3 separate regions of the Homo sapiens genome follow, and all the other regions are linked to region 3. A link is an interaction called in ENCODE POLR2A ChIA-PET data of the cell type or tissue named here. Cell type or tissue: HCT116. All regions are shown on one strand. Each heading gives the region's core, and the rest is flanking DNA. Links, peaks and the distances in the headings are about the cores only.

Region 1 (7,901 bases), core at 1,816-5,815, 100 kb before region 3:
TTTGAAAAACTAAGACTGGATTTTACATTTGATAAGACTGCCAATTACTTTTCAATTTGGCTGTTAAAAATATTTAGATAGTAAATTGAAAGTTTTTATATCTACCACTAAAAAGTGGTGTTTGTCCTCAGAATGTCTGAGATAGAAATACATGATGACGCAAAGGCCTAAGAAAACTTTTAGTTACAGTGGCTGGAACTCAATATATATCTCCGAGAAGTAAAACAATACATACTGTCAACTTGGATTATTTCCATAATTGTCTGCCTCTTTAAATCAGATTTTTAAAATCTGAAACTAATCGAAACAAAATAATAGTTTACTCATTATACTTGAAAACTGCAGATAAATTTTATTATTATTTGTATATGTTAAACCTCTCCTAGAAAACATAGGACTAGATGTTATTGCACAAAACTAACCATAATTTTTTAGATTTTAGAATTCCCAAGGCAGTTAATAGAGTATAAGGATGATAATTTTGTTTTAGGCCATATAAAAGAAATTATGCTTATACAGATTTTTCTGTTTACCTTTTACAGAATAGTTGCATGTATTTGTTTCTATGTGTGCTGGTTTATTGTAATTTGCTATTTTTTTCAGTAATCTCAATTGCAATGACTTCTTTCTATGTAAAGAGAGAATATTAGTAAATTTGGGACCATTGTTTATAAGTAAGGTTTGCCAAAAGGCTAATACATTCTTTTCTGTAAAAATATAATTTCATGTTTGCATTACGGAAGAATGAATTAACATATGCAAATCCAATGACATTTTTGTTGGAGATCTTGCTGCATAACCCTATCATCTTGATCTACTTAAAGTGAAGTTTGTCCCTTTGTTTAAGTTCTAATACAATTGCTAAGCAAGGACCTTTACTTAGGAGGTACTGTGGGGAATACAATTCAGAGATTCTGTGAATAAATTTTTGTCATTAACTTTGTCAATCACACTATAATTCTTATCATAACTTCTCTCCCGGATGGAGTAGAATGATGTGGTAATTTCCTGCCAAGGTAAAATTGTTGGCCAGGAACTCCCTAACTTCTTAGTTTGCCCCAGCACAAGCCAGCCTGAGAGTTTAGATGCACAGAACCACTAAGATGTTTCAGGTTTTAACTGTCAGGTAGAGGGCCAAAAGCCGTCATAGAACAGCTAAGTATGGCTTGAATATTACTTTTAAGCAGAATACAAAAGGTGCTTGGCCTAATCAGAAAGTACTGCCTTGTCAAGTTTTAAGACTCCCCCAAAACAAGTTACCAGTGTCTATTTAGAATCCAGGAAAAGACACGTAAACTGTGAGCAATTAGGATGATTTTTATATTTTTCTACTATATTTCTTCAACAGTAAATATGAAAGAAATAGGCTTGTATTGCTTGTTTGGAGAATCTCACTCTTCTGTTATTAATCTCATTATTTGCCTAAGTGCTTACTATGTAATCATTAGATGAAGAAGTATACAACAATAGAAGGAAAATGTATGAATTCTAAACTAAGTTTATCTCTGAAGTCTGTCAATTATACATTTTCTTATTCCCCTAAACGAGGAGAGAATATTACTTATAATTACATTATTTAGTTACTAGAAAGAACGGAAAGATCTAAACATAAGGTTCAAAATCATAATTAGATGGTTCCTTGCAGTGAGCTCAGTAATCCATAATAATTTGATACAAACTGACATTTGGCTAAACCTGTGACAAGGAAAAAAACAAACTTTCATTGGAAAATAAGTAAATAATCTCCTAGGATCTTGAAGTATAGGCTAAAATTAAGGGTTTTTCGAGCTGAAGATAAGCTGATAAGTGTTACAGCACTTTCCTCCAGACTTTCAGCAAGCCCACAATCTACAATAGTCCCTAGTATTCCTTTTATTTTGCTCTATCACTTGCTTTTCTTTTTCTTTTTCTTTTTCTTTTTTTTTAAACTCCCCAGTGACTGAAGACATTTTTCTTAACAGGTGATTTTTCAATGAAATGTCATTTTGGCTTTGTGAGTATCCTTAGTGGCATGTACCAAATGACTCATTTCATTTGTGACCAGGGCCAAATTCAAATTTAATTTTCCAGAGGGGACAAGTTAATGTATAACCTATTGTGCCACCTGGCATCCTAAATTAAATTTCCTGAACTTTTTTCACTGAGAACAGAATCAGGTATATTGCTGTGTAAAGGCATTTTCAAGTGTCAGCTGTGACTTTGATCACTCTTATAGTCATATAACCTTTTTGTTAGAACTAATAAATAATAAATACCCAAGATTCTTAATTTTGAAAATAACAATTGAGTTATTTGGCTCTATGGAATTGCAAATGCCTATATTCTGAACATTACGGAAATACTAGAAGTTTTCACTTGGACTTTCATTAAAACATCATATATCCAAATGATATGCTTTATGAATACAAACTTAGAGTAAAATTTTAATTTGAAATTCAAACCCAAACAAATTTAATTCCAAGGATTCCAAAGCCCATGTTCTTCCCACCACATAATATTAGAGTTGCAGGTATTTTATTAATTTTTATGGAATGTGTGTATATCATTAAATTAAACAGAGAGAAAAGCATTTTAGACCACATCAAAATGGCATCTAGACACAAAGCCCTGGTAACATTTTATATCTGTAGGTTTAAACAAATGAAGTAAAACTCAGAAGGATTCCATGTGTATGAAATTCTGATTTATTAAGGCCACTTTTTGTCTGGAGTGGCTTGACATGTCACCAGGACACAATAATCATCTCTAGCATAATATATATCCTGTAGCTCACCAATTTACATTCCATTAGTAACTTGCTAATTTTTATACAAATATTCATTTTTCTCTATATGTTTGACTAAACCCAAAATGAGCCATTTCAAATAGCTAACAAATATTACACTTTTTAAATTAATTAAATACTGTTTGAATTTATGAATGAATTTTTTTTTAATTTCAGAAGCTGTTACTCCCTTCCTTATCCTTAACTGGAAGTTAAGACTACAGATTCTGAGTTAGACCAAGCTTCAAATTCCAGATATGCCATTTATTTGCGGTGTAACCTTGGAAGATAATAATAATGATTTCATTGGCTAATTATGAGAATTAGGCAATTTCATTTGACTAACGCACTTCAAACAACACCCACACATAGTGAATACTCAGAAAACATCAAGAAATACCTGTCTATAATACTTGATTTCTAGTGTATTTATTTTCTCTTTTCCCTCCTTTTTACTTCATTTTTCTGACAAGTGATAAATAATAATTATAAAAAATTAGAATATATGAAAAATAAAACTCATGGCATCTCCATCTAATCACATGTGCTATAAATATTTGAGAGTGTTGCTTCTTTTTTAAAATTTTGTTTTAGGTTCAGGGGTTCATGTATCGTTTGTCATATAGGTAAACTTGTGTCATGGGAGTTTGGTGTACAGATTATTGCATCACCCAGGTACTAAGCCTAGTACCCAACAGTGATTTTTTCTGATCCTATTCCTCCTCCTACCCTTGACTCTCAGCTATGCCCTGGTATCTGTTATTCCCTTCTTTGTGTCCATAGGTACTCTATGTCTAGCTCCCACTTATAAGTGAGAACATGTTATATTTGGTATTCTGTTCCTGTGGTTGCTTGCTAAGGATAATGGCCTCCAGCTCCAAACATGTTCCTGCAAAGAACATGATCTTGTTCTTTTTTTATGGCTGCACAATATTCCATCTTACATATGTACCATATTTTCTTTATCCAGTTTGCCATTGATGGACATTCAGGTTGATTCTATGTTTTTGCTATTGTGAATAGTGCTGCAGTAAACATACACATGTAGGTGTCTTTATGGTAGGACAATTTATATTCCTTTGGGTATATACCCAGTAATTAGATTGCTAGATTGAATGGTAGTTCTGTTTTCAGTTCTTAAAAGGAATCACCACACTGCTTTCCACAATAGTTGAACTAATTTACACTTCCACCAGCAGTGTATAAGTGTTCCTTTTTCTCCACAACCTCATCAGCATCTGTTATTTTTTTACTTTAGTAATAGCCATTCTGACAGGTTGAGATGGTATCTCATTGTGGTTTTGATTCCATTTCTCTAATTATCAGTGATATTAAGCATTTTTATATACTTGTTGGCCGCATGTAGGCCTTATTTTAAAAAGTGTCTGTTCTTGTCCTTTGCCCACTTTTTAATGGGATTTTCATTGCTGTTTGTAAATTTAAGTTCTTTGTAAATGCTGGATATTAGATCTTTGTCAGATACATAGTTTGCAACTATATTTTTCCCTTCTGTAGACTGTTTACTCTCTTGGTAGTTTCTTTGCTGTGCAGAAGCTCTTTAGTTTAATTAGATCCAATTTGTCAATTTTTGCTTTTGTTGCAGTTACTTTTGGTGCATTGATCATGAAATCTTTGCCAGTTCCTATGCCATAAATGGTATTGCCTAGGTTATCTTCCAGGGTTTGTATAGTGATGGGTTTTACATTTAATCTTTAATCCATCTTGAGTTGATTTTCATAGATGGTGTAAGAAGGGGTCCAGTTTCAATCTTCTGCATATAGTTACCCAGTTATCCCAGTGCTATTTTTTGCATATGGGGCCTTTTCCCCACTGCTTGTTTTTGTAAGCTTTGTCAAAGATCAGATGGTTGTAGGTGTATGGCATTATTTCTGGGTTCTCTATTCTGTTTTGTTAGTCTATGTGTCTATTTTTATACCAGTACCTTGCTGTTTGGGTTACTGTAGCCCTGTAGTACAGTTTGAAGTTGGGTAACATAATGCCTCCAGCTTTGTTCTTTTGATTACCTAGGCTATTTGGGCTCTTTTTTGGTTCCATTTGTATTTTAAAATAATTTTTTCTAATTCTGTGAAGAAAATGTCATTGGTAGTTTGATAGGAATAGCACTGAATCTGTAAGTTGCTTTGGGCAGTATAGCCATTGTAACAATATTGAGTCTTCCTATTCATGAGCATGAAATGTTTGTCTGCTTTTTGTGTCATCTCTGATTTCTTTGAACAGTGTTTTGTAATTTTTCTTGTAGGGATCTTTCACTTCCCTGGTTAACTGTATTCCTAGGTATTTTACTCTTTTTATGACAATTGTCACTGGGATTGTGTTCTTGATTTGGCTCTTGGTTTTGATGTTGCTGATGTATAGAAATGCTACTAATTTCTGTATGTTGATTTTGTATCCTGAAACTTTGTTGAAGTTGTTTGTCAGCTGAAGGAGCTATTAAGCAGAGACTTTGGGGTTTTCTAGATATAGAAGCATGTCATCTGCAAACAGAGATAGTTTGACTTTCTCTCATCCTATTTGAATGCCTTTTATTTCTTTCTCTTGCCTGATTGCTCTGACTAGGACTTCCAATACTATGTTGAATAGAAGTGGTGAGAGACGACATACTTGTCTTGTGCCAGTTTTCAAGGGGAATGATTCCAGCTTTTGCCCATTCAGTATGCTGTTGGTTGTAGCTTTGTCATAGATGGCTCTTATTGTTTCAAAATATCTTCATTCACTACCTGGTTTATTGAAGGTTTTTTAACATGAAAGGATGTTGAATTTTATCAAAACCTTTTTATGTATATATTGAAATAATCACGTGCTTTTTTGTCTTCAGTTTTGTTTCTGTGATGAGTCACATTTATTGATTTGTGTATATCAAACCAACCTTGCATCCCAGGAATAAAGCCTACTTGATCATGGTAGATAAACTTTTGTGCTGCTAGATCTGGTTTGCTAGTATTTTGTTCAGTATTTTTGCATCAGTGGTCATCAACAACATTGGCCTGAAGTTTTATTTCTTTGTTGTGTCTCTGCCAGGTTTTGGTATCATTATGATGCTGGCTTCATAGAATGAGTGGGGAAGGAGTCCCTCCTCCTCAATTTTTTGGAATAGTATCAGTAAAAATGGTATCAGCTCTTCTTTGCAAATCTGGTAGTATTCGACTGTGAATCTATCTTGTCCTGGAGTATTTTTGGTTAGTAGATTGTTTATTACTGATTCAATTTCAGAGCTCATTGTTTGTCTGTTCAGGGATTAAATTTCTTCCTGGTTTTTCCTAGGAGTACATACACACACTGTTACGATCACATTGCAAATATGATTCTTGGTCTTGCCTTATTCATATAATATTACAACAACAACAAAATATTTTCTAAGAAACATGTAGACATCATTTTAAATATCCACATAATGGTTTAAATTATTAATATATACTAAGTTATCTAACTATATTTCTATTATAGAGCATTTAGTTTATTTTTATCTTTTTATCATTATAGTTAGTGTCATGATTCATTCATTCACCAACTAAGAGTGTTCTCTAGCCAGGAGATACGGTAGAAAACAAAAGATGGAGAATCCCTACCTTTGTGAAGCTAATACTGTGGCTGGGGAAGAAATAATATAGACACAGATAAAAACTTCTATATACATATAAATAAATGGCATGGGCTACAAAGAATACTAAGGCAAGACATAGATATAAAAGGTAATGGGGAGGCTCTCTTTTAGACAAGGGTGAATTGAGAAAGCTTCTCTGAAGGGGAGATAGTTGAACAGACACCTGAATGCAATCCTGATGAAATCATAAAAATATTAGTGCATAAAATGTCTCATTATAATTTTTTTAGTATATATGTACATTTATACATAGATGAAAAATCAATAGGTGCAAAAATCCTAAATATTTTCATGCCGTATCCTAAAGGCACTCCCCAGCAAGCATTAATATAAGCAAATCAATAACATGATAACAGCAAAATAAACATATTTGACTCACTGGTTGATAGATGACAGGTTCAAAATATGGCTCATAGAGTTACATGATTACTCAGGCCAATTTTCTTGTCTGGCAGGTTACAAGTCATGGATCTGAAAAGGGAATTTGGCTTTATATTTCTCAGCAAAATCGTCATCATCTATTTATAAAATATGGTCAACATCCATGGGTATGATTCTAACAGGCTCATCTGCTTGGGTTCAAACTATTGGCAACAGCATATCTACATATTATTATACCTATAAAACAACTTAGACTCTCCTGTGGAATCTCAGTAGACAGAAACCTGTTATATTCAGCAATCTATAACCTGCAAAGAATTTCTTCTGACAGTCAAGGTGCATAATGGAGGCTGCCTTTGCTTAGAATTTTACATAATCACTGACAGTCAGCCTTCCTGTAGAAGTTCCCATATTCAGCGCTTCAGCCCTTTGATCATAATGCAATAGGACACATGTCAGAAATTATATTTCTATAAAGTGAAATAAATCTTGTTCTTTAACCCAGAAATGACTATAAACATTACCTTCATGCAAATTTCACTCATATGCATATATTCAGCTTCTGTAAGGAGAACACTGAATGACAATTAGGTAGTGGTATTTTTAATTGAAGACAAGATTAAATTTTACTTAGCAGATTCTCAAATAGTACAAGCTCAAAACTTTCATCTATATTCTATAGTAAAAACACAACCCTTTGACCTCAAAGCATTTCAGGTTTTTAAATTTTTCTTTGACTGAAAGAAAAAGTGAAATTAATTTGGATAAGTCCTCTTGATGGAAAAAATTCATACAATATTTATATATCTGTTCTGTTCTTTAGTAGTGTGTTTATATATTTAGAGATAAAACCCAGAATTTCTTTTTTAGTTTTTTTGTTTGTTTGTTTGTTTGTTTACAATGTAGTACTATAGGAGCTCAAAAAACCTAAACAAAGCCTTAGGTGCATATACAAGGCTCAAATTGGAGATATGAGGGATTTAAGACTGGGCAATGGTAAGAAAGAGGAAAAGTAATGAAATGAGAACATACCTAAAAACACTAGGGAAGAATTTGTGGTAAGAATGGGCAGATAAGTGTCAGGCATGGTGGCTCACACCTGTAATCCCAGCACTTTGGAATGCCAAGGCTGAC
Region 2 (7,901 bases), core at 1,816-5,815, 280 kb after region 3:
CAATCTACATAATTCAGAAACATAATCTGTCCACCCTCCCTGTCATATATATCTTGATTAAAGGGGATTTTTTGTAAGCCAGATAAATATCTAATTGGTGAATCATCAACCTGTACAAATAGTGAAATGGTAAGGAAATGTATTTTGGAATCAGAGGGTTATCACATGGGTCAGCCCATCATTTCATGGAGCCATCCTTTGATCATTTCCCAGCTGTTTCCAATTCCCAGAGCTTTTTACTTCCTTCATTGTTGATGCCATGGAGCCTCTAAAAGGCTTATAGTAACGTTCCTAGGATCTGTAGTGGAACACCCATGCTAGGCAAGGGTGATTTCCCCATACGTATTTTTTGGAAGTTGGGGCTTGTAAATAGTTGACTACCTTGACTACCTCTAAGTGTCATGCAAAGCTGAGCCAGAGCCAATGAGAGATTCTAGCCAGTTTCACAAATAATCCTGAATAATTTATTTGGCAGCAGCTATGATTTTATTTAAAAGTTGATAAATCTGAAAATATCTTTAGATCCTATTCTATAAAGAAAGGCAAACAGGCTTCATCAAGAAATTGACAAAAATACTTTCAGTTCTGTGTAAGTCAAATCGATGTTGCTATAAGGCCAAAGGATAGTGAAGTAGGGACGCAAAAAGTTAGCCATATTCCAGGATCTGACCTTCAAAATTATAGGCTCAAAAATTTGTTTAAAGTCATCTTTCGGTGTGACTGACACTACCCAATTCACAAGGGGCTAATATATAAGCCAGAATTTTAATAATTGTTTAGTACTGCGTATCTAAATACAAACATGTTTTCTTCCAACGATGCATCATAGTTTATAACTAGACTGATGAAATAAACTTGGAGTCCTAGTCATCAACAATCTTGAGCTACACAATAGGAAAAGGTGCAGATCTTCCATATATCTGTTGCTTTGCAGTAAGGTAGAAATGACTTCTACTTAAGAATCTTAAAAAATTATAATAGGGCTTTTGATAATAAAAGACATCCAACAACTTTTAAAGTGGAAGTTTGGCACACTCAGTATAAGCACTTTAGATCATGTTTTAGTTTTCTTTTAATGTCATAATATCAAATTATTGATCAGTAAGTATGAAAAAAGTCTAAAGAAATGAGCCAACTGCCTGTAGAATGACTTCATATCAGTGAAATTATAGTATCTATAATTACTGAATAAAACATGAAAAGGCAATTTAGCTCCATGTATTGCTCTTGTCAGTAAGCCAGCATGCCTGTTTATCATGTAAATAGGATAGTAGTTACAGATCATGCTCCAAATCAGAAACTATATTCTTTCTAAACTCTTTATTTGAAGATCTGAGATGCAAACTGTGGTATATTCATCAGTCTTATTAAGCCACTCAGATGGCAATGGCATTAAGTCCAGGCATTGGCCAAAATGAAAATAAAAGTTAAAGAGCCAGAGATAATGACCTTTTATTACAGTTACTTACTTCACAATGTTCAATGTCATGTTCCAATGTGAGATGGTGACTCAATGGTATTTTATAGGAAATCTGTTCTTAACCCCGCTTTCTTAAAGTGGTGTGTTCTGGGTTTGTCAAGACGAAGGAAAGATGTGAAAATTCGCCATGGACATATCCCTAACTTTATTAAAGCGTGACTTGTTGAAGAAACAGAAAATAAATTGTTTCTTACTAAGAAACAAAAGCAAAGAAGAAAGAGAAGGAGTCAGGGAAGAAGCAAAAGAAAAGGAACTCACTAAGAAACACATGGAGATTATGCCATGTAAGAATCACAATAGGGCACCTGCCTTTCAAATATTCTTTCCAGTCCTCCAAGTCCCCCGGATTTATTTGTAGAGTACTCCTAGTAGATCAAGGTGTACTTGTCCACTGCTTCCTCACTTGCAGACTTTGATCAATGATGGACACACTAAAAGGTAGAACATTCAATTGGAATGCAATATATAAAACTGAACCCTTACCTAAACGTTTCAAATCTTTTAAAGCAGCTTAAACCAATCGCAAAACTAATTTTCTTATAATTCACATCAATTCAATTCATATTTATCCAGCTCCACAGGATGCAGGGTGCTGAACTTCACCATAATTTACAGAATGTAGGGAAGACACAACCCTGTTTTGAATAGGAAAAAAATGTAATGAAAATCTCTTAGACCTATTGGGAATCAAAAGCTAGGAGTCAGAGGCACATGTAGGTAAAGAGTATTAGCAACAAGGCAAGTTAGCTTCGCCTAGTAGATAATAAGCCTATGGAAAAAAAAATTTTTTTATTGTGAAAATGAGATTGTTAAGTATTTGTGTATGCTCGTTTTTGGCAGATGTAATACAAACTGAATCAAACCGTAAGGGAAATGTATTATTTTCCATTACAAGAAGTCCCAAGGTATGGTTGTCGTAGGTTGATTAACACAGCTGCTCAACGGCATTGTGAGGTTATGGTTACTTTCAGTTTATAGCTCGCTGTCCATAGAGTATCTATCTGCCTTCCCTTTCACCAGATTCTCTCATACTTACGACATGGCTGCAAGCAGTTCCAGGTACCACAGGCAAACACATCACCACCCAGCAAAGGAGATACTGCTTCCTCTGTACGTCTTTTTAAAGGTTAGAAAAACATTTCCAGAAATCACCCAACAGAATTCCTCTTATATTGCTACACTTCCAAATTGACTCATATGCCCTTGCCTAAACCAACCATCGGCAAAAAGAATAGGATTTCCATGATCAACATATAGACTAATAAGATTTTCTTATGAAACAGGGATAAGGTAATCTCCCCAAAGCAGTACTTGTCAGAAAAAAAAAGTGGGGTTTTATCTTAAATTGAAAGGAAGGAATAGCTGTTAGGTAAAAAACCAACACACTGTTAGGTAAACGGCCAACAATCTTGCTTGTTATTTTTTCGTAGATTGTAGATACTGTTCATTCTTGTCTCATGTCCCCAAATTAATTCATTGGCACACAACAGAAGGTAGAATTTGGGGAGAAGTCTCCTGTAATTATTTATACTAGAGTATATTTTGGATTTTAACCATCTGCGTACATGGCTGTATCCCCAGCCATTCAAATAGTGAATGAATTACTTGAGAATTATTCAAAGCACCTAGTATAATGTTGGACACATTGTAGACACACAGTTTATTCATTCGATCAACATTTATCTATTCATTTATTAGTAAGGCAGACTTCCATGGACTCAGAGCTGGCCTGTTTCAATTTAAATCCTGGCTCCACCACTTACTAGCTGTGCAAACTTTGGCAAATTCTCTCATCTATAATAGAGAGACACTGTAATAATATTGCCTGACTCATGAGGTTTATTTTGTGAGCATTATATGAGCTTAGATGTTTAAAGCACTTATAATAATGTCTAGGTAATAGTATAGCTTAATAAATGTTAGATATTTTTATTTATTGATATATTATTTCTAACTGGTAGGTTGCAACATTTTCCATCATCCTATTTACCTCAGTCTGAACTGTGTATAGATGGATTTTAAAGTTTTGCTTCACTGTGTGACAAAACAATGACTGTTTGAACACAGTGTGATAAAAGAGGGCTGTGAGCTGCAAGCTCAGATTTTCTGTCAAGTGCCTGCAGCTCAGAAACAGCAAGAGTTCAGAGTTGAGTTTCAGCAAAGCAACGGAGAAAGGAAATTCCAAATTATTTATCTGTAACTTCTATAAAAAACACTGAGAGCCGATTGGCTTGCTTCAACTAAGCTATATCTCTTCATAACTACCAAAAGCATCTAGTACCATCTTACTATACAAAAGTTAGAGATCACTTCAATTAATATTCTATACAATGAGTACAGTCACTAAAAAAAGCTATGTCAAATTGATCCATGGAAGATTTCAGTTCCATCTCTAGGCCTTTACATCTCCCTCTTCTATCAAAAATAAATTAAAAAGAAAAAAGAGAGACTTTGCTCCTGTTGTAACTTTTTTTTTTTTTTTTTTTTTTTGAGACGGAGTCTCTCTTTGTCGCCCAGGCTGGAGTGCAGTGGTGCAATCTCGGCTCACTGCAAGCTCCGCCTCAGTTCCATCTCTAGGCCTTTACATCTCCCTCTTCTATCAAAAATAAATTAAAAAGAAAAAAGAGAGACTTTGCTCCTGTTGTAACTTTTTTTTTTTTTTTTTTTTTTTGAGACGGAGTCTCTCTTTGTCGCCCAGGCTGGAGTGCAGTGGTGCAATCTCGGCTCACTGCAAGCTCCGCCTCCCGAGTTCACGCCATTCTCCTGCCTCAGCCTCCCGAGTAGCTGGGACTACAGGCGCCCACCACCACGACTGGCTAATTTTTTGTAATTTTAAGAGATGGGGTTTCACCGTGTTAGCCAGGATGGTCTCAATCTCCTGACCTCGTGATCTGCCCGCCTCGGCCTCCCAAAGTGCTAGGATTACAGGCGTGAGCCACCGCACCCGGCCTCCTGTTGCAACATTTTTTAAAACACTGTAAAATACACCTGAAGTTTTTATAATGCATTTGAAAAAACTCATATCTTTTCTTGATTATGAACCTGCCATTCCTACTAAAATCTTGGGAGGCTTTTTAGAGCCAGAAAAATTCTACATTATTCAGTGGCACTTTTAAAATAAATATGGTTTTTGAAACTGCAATGATATTTTATTTATAGAGAAATGAATGCGTAATAAGTGGATTATCAGCAAAACAATGTTAAACTTGTGAATTCATTAATGAATACGTTTTTAGTTACAATTCTGATGTACCATATTTTTAAGATTCACATCCCTATTGTAGGTGGAAAATGTTCAGGTTTGTATAAAACCTTCTGATTTTCTGTATATCACTTTAGTAATTCAGTACTTGAATTTTCTCTTGGATATGTTTTGCCAGTTTGTTTCCATTCTTTTATTCTCAATAATATAGGTCCAAAGGGGAAAATAACATAGCAATGAATATAGTTTTCACTTGGCTCATGGATTTATTTTTATTTTGGCTAGTTCTTCTGAAATTCATGTTGACTACAATTGCTAAATATAATTGTAATTGATCTTCTGAGAACGAGAAACACAGTTTGTTTAAATTTTTTTTAAGTTTTCCCTTTCCAATACATTATTTATAAACAATACTCATATTTTCTCCTCATTCTTTAGGAAATACGTATTTCATGTACTCTAAGAGACCATTAACTACAAGATGCACCATTATTTTATATAGCACTAAGGAAGCATGTTGAAAACAGTTTCAAAAATGGTTTCATATAATTTGAATTTTATTTTGTATTAAAAGATTATTTAGACTTATTTAGACAGATTTCATTTTGTCACTCTTGTGCACACAAAAAAAACAAAAATAAAAGCAAAATAAATTGGTTAATGAATTTCTAAAATTTCTAAATCTGTTCTCAATACTCAGATTTGATAATGCTCTTTTTTTCAGATACCATTTCTGCAAATATTGCTTTACTGTTGCCTCCAAAATCTTCCAAATTGCTTGACTCTCATTCTGCTAGTTTTGATGGTAAAGCCAATATTAAAAGGTTTCAGACGACAACCCAGATGCAGATCCCTTCTTTAAGTCACCTTTGAGTGATTTGTTGACTGGAACATCAGCAGGAATAATAACTGTGTTGAGCGTACGTTGAGCAAATAACAACTGGGCCTGGCAGACAGTGATAGTAAGATACCACAGATTTTAAGAAAAATCCCCATTTCAAAGATGTAAAAAATGTGAAAAAAAATATTGTGAAAGAATGTATTCAGTTGAGTGTTTAATCCATCACTCAACCATCAGTCTCCATGGCATTTTCCTTAGCTTCCATGATGGGATCCCACATCACTCAATGCTCTCAGTTCTAACAGTCTTCCATGTGCAGTTAGGAATGCACAGTGAAGAGTTACTGACAAAATTCATTACTTCTGGCTATAAATTCAAATGATCCAGAAACTAACAAGACTAGTGACTCCACACAGTAGGTTTTGTTTCTCATAATACTTTCTTGATTACAAGGTGCAGATACTTAGATCATCATCAAGTGGGATACTATGTAGTGAAACTCAGATCGAGGTGAAAACCAGGCCAACAGAAGTGGAGTAACTGCAAGGATGACATTGGACAGTGATCACAGATGTGAGCCCTGGGATCAGATAGCCATACTGGAATCCTGGCTTCACCACTTATTAACTCTGTGACAATGAGCATGTTTATTTTTTTCTCTATGCCTTAGTTTCTTCAAAGTTTTTCATAGTTTAAATTCCTAGGGAATGATTCTTATTGCCTAACTCACCTTTTCATGCCAAACAGTGTCATTGGCCTCAGTCCAATGAGCTGCCATTGAATCAGGTACACATTCCTCCTCAAATTTGCTGTGACTATGCTGTAGGGGGTGGTCACACAATGTGCATGAGCTCTTTCCCACCTTTAGAGCCATGAGAACAATTTTACTGAAAAGGAGCTATCGATGGGCACACACTGGATTTCATACTTTGAGTACATCTCCCACCCACCACCTTTAGGATCAAGGGTTAGATCCATCTCTCCTCAGAGAAAACAAAGTTTTTTGTTTGTTTTAATTTGATTTGATTTTAGGTTCCAGGATACATGTACAGGACATGCAGCTTTGTTACATAGGTAAACGTGTGCCATGGTGGTTTGCTGCGTCCATCAACCCATCACCTAGGTATTAAGTCCCTCATGCATTAGCTGTTTGTCCTGATGCTCTCCCTGCCCCACCAACAAGCCCCGGTGTGTTGTTCCCCTCCCTGTGTCCATGTGTACTCATTGTTCAGCTCCCACTTATGAGTGAGAACATGCAATGAAAAACAAAGTTTAAAAAAAGAAAAAAGATATAGAGATGTTAAACTAGTTGGGCCAGCTTGGAAACAAATCTAGAAAAAAATGACACTTTTTGACACAGGATGTTATTATGATTTTTAAACAATGAAAATTAGGATTAGATGGGAAAATAGCTAAATTCTTAATATAACCAGTCTCCTTCCATCTTTAAGAACGACGGCTCCTAAGCTTTTGCTCAACTTCAAGAGACAGGGATGGGAGGGAATGAACACTGGAGAATCTAGCAAACTACATAAGAAAAAACAAGAAAGAATTCTCATTAACAATATGAAATTTGCAAGTTGGTAAGTCAGTTTTCCAACCTCTGGAAGTAGGATTACCTAGCTACTTAAACAGTTTAACCCCTGGTTTTTAACACAAACATTTGCCTTTTAAGCTATTTGTTCATTTTGAGAAACTTACAGCTGCATCTCTCTGCACGTATCCTTTTTGGGCCCAAATTTCCTAATTCCTGGTCCTATTTGCTACTTCTTCTTCATGCTTTCCCACCTGCTTCCTGGAAATCAGAGTCATGTTCCCAATTATCTAACAATGTCAAGAAGATAACTATGAGTTGTAATTTACCACTATTGGTTTCAGGAGATGACATTGTGGGGGCATATTTGAGTTTCCATAATGGGAGGAAGGGTCAGCAAGCAGAAACTCGTGGGCTGCTTTAATGGTGTGAATTGATGTCTTATTCTCCTATTCTCCAACTGCACACAAAGCATAAAGCTCACTAAATTCTCATTACTTACATCAAGTCTTTAGTACATGGTAAGTGAGACCTAACTAAAAATGATTCTTGTTCTCCCATTAGGGAAAAAAATAATCAAAGAAAGAAAAGAAAAAGTTAAGACCAAGGAAGGGTTATAAGAGGAAATGGAGACTGAAGCATTTCGATCAGAATGAGAAGAGAGGCAGACAGGAGAGAGGGATACGAGAAGGAAAGCCAATAGGGCTTAGGAAGCTGCGGAGAATTTCTGAAGAAGGAAGAGAGAAGACATATAGTAGGGGGAAAAGAGATATTTAAAGGGGATTCTTAGGAAAGGCAGCTGGTGAGCATGCAATATTTCCTTCTGCTTACATTCTTCCAAAGA
Region 3 (7,901 bases), core at 1,747-5,746:
AATTTATTTTATTTCTTTGCTCACCTTAGAATATATAGAAACTAGTTTCCAAACTGTTAATCTAGGAATCTGAGCAAAAGCTACTCACTAGAATTGAATATTTGTTCAGAGTTGTCTTCAGACTCAGAGTACATAGTTCTAATAGTCAAGGTTCATATAGTTCAAAAGTTAACTGAGGTTCCCCCTAAGCTGTGTGGCCATGTTATTCATTTGAAATATGACTCTGTTCATGTTTTTGTTTTAGGTTTTTAGTTCTAGGAGTTTTTTCCTCCCATGCTTGTTAGTTTTCTATTCTTTTTAAAGTATGTATGTGAAACATTAAAAATTCCCAAAAGTCAGAACCATAAAATATTATACTCAAGAAGGTGTAAGTCCATCCTCCCTTTCTTCATAGAGCAGTTTTGAAGAGTAAATAATATTATAAATGTTTAGATTTTGCATTACCTGGCACATATTTAGGTCTCAAAAAATCTAATATAGCTATTCATCTAATAATCGCGCTTTTTCTATGTTCAATTACACACTCACTAAGTACTTCATACCTTTTTCTCAATGTATGAAACCAAATAAGAATGCACATATGTGAACAAAACTCTTCTAAAATTTTGGTATTTTAACTCTTACTAGCAAAATATTATTTGCAATCTTTCTCACAATTAATCACGAAACAAACTATTGTGTTTGATTTCCTAGCTAAGAAATAATGGCTTATTTCATTCCTTAAAAAGTAGAACATGAATGCTGCATGTGGCATAAGCACAGTGTTATTGCAGGAGTAATATAGAAAACATATCAGGGTCAGAACTCATTTAGTGGTGCCTTAAATGTGAAGAAAATAGCTGTAATTCTGCATAAATGTTATAATTGTTAGATTGCAGAGAAACAAAGAGTCCTGAGGCATGTCTGAAGAAATGAGCAGATTACATGCTTAACTAATTCTGGAAGATAAGGTTTCTAGATTAAGTCATGCTCTGCAAGGGAAACAAATAAAGCAAGCACTACATCATTAGAATCTATTTTATTTTAATGTATTTCTTTAAAGAGAAAGCTTTGATTCTGGAAATGTCTGACATTGCTGCATTTTTCTCATGAAGTCTTCTGTGCATACTTAACTAGTGATTCTAATACGTATATTTTACTAGTGATATTCAGTAAATATGTCAGAGAACAGATTTCTTCTCTTGGCTAAATGTTTGCAATAAAATTTCTGGATAAAATTTGAATTATTTTCCTATTTTGTGAATCATATATCCTTACTAAAGCATCTTTTTACTTCTTTTTTGATCATGTATAAAAGTTATTGAGTATCATAAGAAATTTTAAAACATTTTATTTTTATCACATAACAGGAATGGAATAAACCAAAAAAAAAGTATACTTAGAAAACTCTTAAATGACAATACAACTATGAATCTTAAACATTTTTGGGAAGCAAATAGAGATGACATATCAAGATCAAATTGTAAAATCCATGTAAGTATCACCAGCATGACAATCTTTCTAAGAGATGTTTACTTTTAGATATACTCCCTATATTCTTTATAGTATATAGAAACTTTCTTTGTCCATATCTTAATAGCAGGGTGAACTTAGAGGTAAGTTACAAGTTGCATACATTTAAATGTTAATTTTAATGCACCTTTGGTACACTTTATATTTTGAATTGAAGGGAAATTTTAATTCTGTAACATAAGTATCTTAATAGATACTTAATCATATATCCAGAGATATTAATAGATATCCAGTTTTACCCAGAATTTTCTTAAAGTAATACACAGATGCTTACTGATTGGTTAGTACCCTTCTTTCACATTTCTGAGGTCTCATCTTCCAAATGAGGTAGATTCAACAACGTTTCCAAGTTGTAGCTCCTCAGGACCCAAGTCCTCTCCATGCTGTGGCTAGGGCTTCCAAAGTCCCTCATTTCCCCACATCACCACTCCTCTTTAAGATCTCCTTCTTTCCTGATTTCTCATACAACTTTTTTATGCCCATCTCTGTCCTTGATGCTGGAGGGGGAAGTGAAACTGCCAAACATCATCACCAGGATGTGCATGAAATCCAACCACACATTGAACCCCAGATTTCCTTGGGCTCTTTTGAACACCCAATCTTTGGGTAAGATTATTTCTATGAAAATTTTGTTTCAACTTTCTAAACAATTGAACTGTAAATTTTACTGTAAGATTAGTGTGCGTCATTTAAAAAATTTTGTGTCTTCCGTGCGTTATGAGATATGTCCCATTCTGTAATCTCTGACCATGGAATCAAGCTTAAATTTCATGACCCTTTCTGAAATTACATAAGTGTCTTGAGTTTGTTTTTAACTGATATTCACCCGCCCCGCTTGTTGGTCTAAATGAAGAGGAAATTATCCTAATGACTTTATTTTCCTTCTTTAGATGAAATTGTTAGCATGGCAAGGAAAAAATATATTAGCTTTTCCATGTTTATTGCAATAAGATTTCCAGTAGATATCAGGATAATTTAAGGCTTCCGTTGCTACAGTTGCTTGCCTTTCTCTCTTCTGGTTTTGAAATTATCATTAGGAATAAAGAACTCATTGCTTTCTCCTAGCTAACCGTCTATAGCATAATACTAAATACCCTTTCAAAATGATGCTTCTATTTGCATTTATGTTACTTCATTCTACTAATTTTCCCTATGCTTTCACTCAAAAAGCTATGGATACCTCCACACTGTGTTTTTCGGTATTTCTCCCCGTGTTCTTCTGCTGGGATTTGAAAGTATACACTTGAACTTGAAATAAATAATAGTAATTCATGCAATGTAAGAAATATGCTGCTATTATAGGATAGGGAGAGAGATAACTTAGAAAGACATAATTTGTAACAATAAAAGTTTTGAGTATTTTTCCTTCTTGGCTGACTTCGTTAGTAACTATCATAGAAGCATTTGACACTTCATTTTAAAGTACAGTAGTCCCCCATTATTCTCCAGGGATATATTAGAAGACCCCCTAGTGATGCCTGGAACTGCAGATAGTACTGAACCCAATTGCTGTCAATCTTCCTGTTCATCTTCCACCTACAAATTTAATACTTATTCCACCTTAACTAAGCCCTTATCATACACTCTAGCCATAACTTTTATAGTGAAGTATGACAGCAAAGCTTGCATAATTTGTTTTCCTTCTTCCCGATTTCATGAATAGAAGACTCATTCTTACCATAGACATTAGCAACCTCAACCTCAGCATACTTTTTTTTTCTTTCCTTAAGTGGAGAACTTTCACTTTTTCCCTTAAAGGAAGCACTTCCCAGCTTCTGTTTGGCATATCCAAATTCTCACCAACATTACTATTGTGCTTTGGGGTTATTCTGAAGTCAATTAAGGGTTCCTTGAACACATGCACTGTGATATCACAGACAGTCAATCCATCACAGAGACGGATACTAAGTGACTCATGAGCAAATAGCGTGGACAGCTTGGATACACTGGACAAAGAAATAATTCACATCCTGGGCCTGTAGGAGCAGGATGGCATGAGATTTCATCAGCTACTCAGAATGATGTGCAACTGAAAACTTATGAGCTGTTTATTTCCAAAATTTTTTATTTAATATTTTCAAACTGCACGGTAACTAAAGCCATGAAAACCAAACCTTGAACAAGAGGGGAATGCTGTATATATGTCTGAATCATATTCCATTGGGAATAATTTACATAAGATATACAGCATAGCTATATCTGTATAAACAACACAGGTTTGAACTGTGCGAATCTTCTTACAGATGAAACTTAAGATTGTTAACTAAAAAAAAGATGGTAGAAAATTACATATAGTTTTATTTTATGTCTTAAATAATAATAATCAGGAAATTTGGATAAATATATAAAAAGTTATTAGCAGCCAGGCATGGTGACTCACTCCTGTAATCTCAACACTTTGGGAGGCTGAGACGGGCAGATCACCTGAGGGCAGGAGTTCAAGACCAGTCTAGCCAACGTGGTGAAACTCCGCCTCTACTAGAAATACAAAAATTAGCTGGACGTGGCAGCACATGCCTGTAGTCCCAGCTACTCATGAGGCTGAGGCAGGAGAATTGCTTGAACCCGGGAGGCAGAGGTTTCAATGAGTGGAGATTGCGCCAGTGTACTCCAGCTCATCAGCCTGGGTGACAGAGAGAGACTCCGTCCCAAAAAAAAAAAAAAAAAAAAAAAAAAAAAAAAAAAAAGGTTATTAGCAGCAATTAGTTTTATAAAGGTAGGAAGAATCTTTACTCAATAATTTTACTTTCTAACTTCACAATTTATGTAGTGTTTGAATGATTTACAGTTAGCAGTTATTACCTGTCTGAGTAGGAAAAGATAGAGATTTTCAAAAGACAAATTTTATTTTAAAAAGCCAAATGATGTAATGGAAAGTTGTGGAGTTTACAGTCAGAAAATGTAGCAGCCATCTAATCATATGACTTACTAGACTTAATTTATTCCTTCTGAGCCTCAGTATTCTTACCTGTAAAATATGATAATAATTACCAACCTAAAAGATTGTTCTGCAAGCAACATGTGAGAAATGTAAGCTGCAAATAGCAAGATACGTCTTCTGGTTTTGTATGTATGATTTTATACTGACTTACAGATACTTATAATTGAGAAAGAATGTGGTGGGGGGAAGGGTGGTAGTGAGTAGGACCATTTGTAAAATGATGAGAACAAAATTCAATAAAGAAAGCTCATGTTTCTGTGAAGTGGGCTTTTTTAGATTACACTAATAAGTGAGATCTAAGAGGACAGAGGGGAGGAAGAGTTATGGAGAAAGAGGAGCTGTTGATCCAGGGATAAAATTTCAGTTAAACTGGAGGAATAAGTTTTAGTAATCTATTGCACTGCATAGTGACTACAGATAATAATAATGTACTATATATTTCAAAATTGCTTATAATAGATTTTAATGTCTTCACCACAAAAAATCAGTTGCTGAGGTGATGAATACATTAATTAGACTGGTTAAAACTTTCTGCAATGTATAGATGGATGAAAACATCACATTGTACCCTATAAATACACACAATTATTAATTGTCATTTAAAAATAAACCAATAGAAAAAGAAAGCTCATGTTGAAAATTGAAGGCAGAAAGGGAAGGAAAATACAATGCAAATATACTGTAATACATTTTCAATCAAAGTAAAATAGCTATTCAGTGCTGAAAGTAAGGAGAAAGGGAATTGAAGAAAAAGTAACAAAGAAAACAAAAAGTCAAAAGTTGGGAAAAAAAAATAGATGGAGTTAATGACTCAGAGATTTTTAGAAATAGCACCAAGCTGTGAAGCCCAAGAATGGTCATTCAATTTGGAAAGGATGATCGAAGCCTCAATCACTTTTGTAGATTGATAATGACAGGATTAAAATATTTTTAAAGATTTTCACCACTTCCCAACCTCCTCCATTGGGAGGTTGGGAAGTGGTGAAAACTTAAACATAACCAAGTGTTGCAAGCAAAATTTGATCTACTGAATGTAATGCAGCTCTTCATGGCTTCAGGTTACGTGAGCAACAGGTATAAGCTAAGCTTTAGAGTAATATACAGATTTGTAATCTTGTGCCAATTGCTTTTCTTCCTTAAGTCTCATTTTCCTCATCTGTTAAATGAGGTTAAAAATAATAGCTATTCCATAAGGCTGTCAGGAGGAAATAATGTGTTGCTATACCTAAGACTGAATAAATGGTAAATATTGTTGTAGTTGTTGGAAAATTCTCCAGGCATTGTGCATCGATGATTTAAGAAGTTAGATATTCAAGTCAGGCGCTGTGGCTCACGCGTGAAATCCCAGCTACTTGGGAGGCTGAGGCAGGAGAATCACTTGAACCCAGGAGGCGGAGGATGCAGTGAGCTGAGATCGCACCACTGCACTCCAGTCTGGGCAGCAAGAGTGAAAGTCTGTGGAAAGAAAGAAAGAAAGAAAAAGAAAGAAAGAAAGAAAGAAAGAAAGAAAGAAAGAAAGAAAGAAAGAAAGAAAGAAAGAAGGAAGGAAGGAAGGAAGGAAGGAAGGAAGGAAGGAAGGAAGGAAGGAAGGAAGGAAGGAAGGAAGGAGAGGGAGGGAGGGAGGGAGGGAGGGAGGGAAGGAAGGAAGGAAGGAAGGAAGGAAGGAAGGAAGGAAGGAAGGAAGGAAGGAAGGAAGGGAGGAGAGAGGAAGGAAGGAAGGAAGGAAGGAAGGAAAAGAAAGAAATAGAGAGAGAGAAAGAAAGAAAAAGAAAGAAAGAAAGAAAGAGAAAGAGTTAGGTAAATATTCAGAGAGCTTCCATCTGCCCATAGAATGCAGGACTTCAATTCGCATCTTGAGAACTGAAATTGGTTACTTAGAACTGAGTGAACAAGTGTGTAGGCATGATGTAGATTTATTTATTTTTCTCTCAGGAGTTATTTTAACAATTTTGTTTTGAGACTTCTAACAGACTTTCTGGAGCTCTCCTACCAGCTGCTATTGTTCTGTGTCCCTTGCTGGCAAGTACTGTCTTTCAATAGAGATGAGCCAATTTATTTGATGCTGCCTCTGGAGAAGAGAGAAGCCCTTTGGGTACAAAGTGTGCCTGTCATGCAGATGGCTTCTCTAATCTAATGAGGTAGAGAGCTGAGCAGTCAGGAGAGGAAGGAGTGTTGGTAAAAGCAGAGTCTGTTCTCTGCACCCACTTCTCCCATCTATATATGAATAGTTAGTACAAGAGCCACTTTCTACAAGAATCTTTAAACTTTGACATGACTATCCTAAAGATGAGCACATCTGAGTCTGTGCATGGCTGGTGTATCAGTGCAGTCTGTTTGGACAGCCACTTTCCTCTGCCACAAGGTGTGTTTCCTTTTTATTCTTCGTGACAGTTTGGCTTATAAAGTCTTCCCTTATTGATGCAATTGTGAGAGAATAAATTTCATTCTTCCCCTGAATCTGTAACATCTTTAGAATATAATCTGAATATCAAAATTTAGGTTTTTGGTTTGGTTTTGTTTAATTAATTCATTTAACCATAAATACTTCTGTAATGAGAAACCAATTGTAGCTTATAGAATAACCTGATAGTGGTGATGAGGGAGACATAAGCCTGCTGCCTTAATGCTTTCTGTGCCTCAGTTTCCTCATGCATATAAGTGGGAAATATGTCACTATCTTTTACTGGTTTCATAGGATTATATTCAGTGCCAGTTATATTTGTTCTAAAACACTTGGATAGTTATTTGTGCCTTCAAAATTATCTAATGTCATATGAAAATACAAATTTTGAAAGGATACTATTGCAATGAGCTGTCAGTTTTAAATATTTTGATTTGAATTTTATTGAAAAACCAAATTCCACCTTAGGTTTTCTATCTGAAATGTTTAAAATTTGTGTAAATATTAACATCACATGGAAATCATATTCTATTTAAATTTTTTGCCATCATTTATTTTTTATCTGACTCTCCTTGTAATTTTATTTTCAATTGCCTTCAGGGAACAATATGCAAACTCTTCGAGAACTCATTTAACTCTTGTCAATTTGTACCAATAAAAATCAAAGCTTATATAGTATTATGCAAATATTTTATTCACTTGGATAAGAGGGAGTCCATTCTACTAAGTCAGTTCTTGTATTAAAATAATTATTCATTTTGTTTCATCATTTCAATTATAGGCGCATAAATTCTTATATCTTGTCTCAAACACAAAATCTCAGAACGTCTTACTTTCATGCAAAAAAACTAAGTTCTAAAAAAGCAAATTTATATCACCTTAAGACGTCCAAAAGTATAAAGGTTATTGGACATCACTCCTGGTATCCTTGGAAATATTTGTTTGATTTTGAAGAAAGCCTCTAAGCAGTCAAGTTGAGTAATATTTTTAACTTACTCTTCTCGACTTTGAAAGAGTGCACCTGTGAAGAAATATCTAGGGCATAGA

The links. Peaks named below come from ENCODE experiments on the same cell type or tissue, not always from the same donor. Only the 100,000 strongest peaks of a DNase experiment are listed, where the experiment ranks them.
Region 1: POLR2A ChIA-PET joins it to region 3 with 5 read pairs; 2 of 35 experiments call an interaction of 5 or more read pairs at or near these places.
Region 2: POLR2A ChIA-PET joins it to region 3 with 5 read pairs; 2 of 35 experiments call an interaction of 5 or more read pairs at or near these places.

The regions. Positions count from the first base shown.
Region 1 is chr12:78,823,074-78,830,974 of GRCh38, forward strand. No RefSeq gene overlaps it. Among named protein-coding and RNA genes, the nearest start is that of SYT1, 38 kb to the right of the region's middle. In HCT116, for the core only: no CTCF peak of the experiment used is centred there; no DNase peak of the experiment used is centred there.
Region 2 is chr12:79,200,832-79,208,732 of GRCh38, forward strand. The region is part of intron 3 of SYT1 (synaptotagmin 1); the gene reads left to right. Among named protein-coding and RNA genes, the nearest start is that of MIR1252, 210 kb to the right of the region's middle. In HCT116, for the core only: no CTCF peak of the experiment used is centred there; no DNase peak of the experiment used is centred there.
Region 3 is chr12:78,925,248-78,933,148 of GRCh38, forward strand. The region is part of intron 1 of SYT1 (synaptotagmin 1); the gene reads left to right. The region is part of intron 6 of LOC105369863 (a long non-coding RNA gene); the gene reads right to left. Among named protein-coding and RNA genes, the nearest start is that of SYT1, 64 kb to the left of the region's middle. In HCT116, for the core only: no CTCF peak of the experiment used is centred there; DNase peaks (open chromatin) are centred at 3,434 and 3,934; H3K27ac peaks cover 2,531 bases.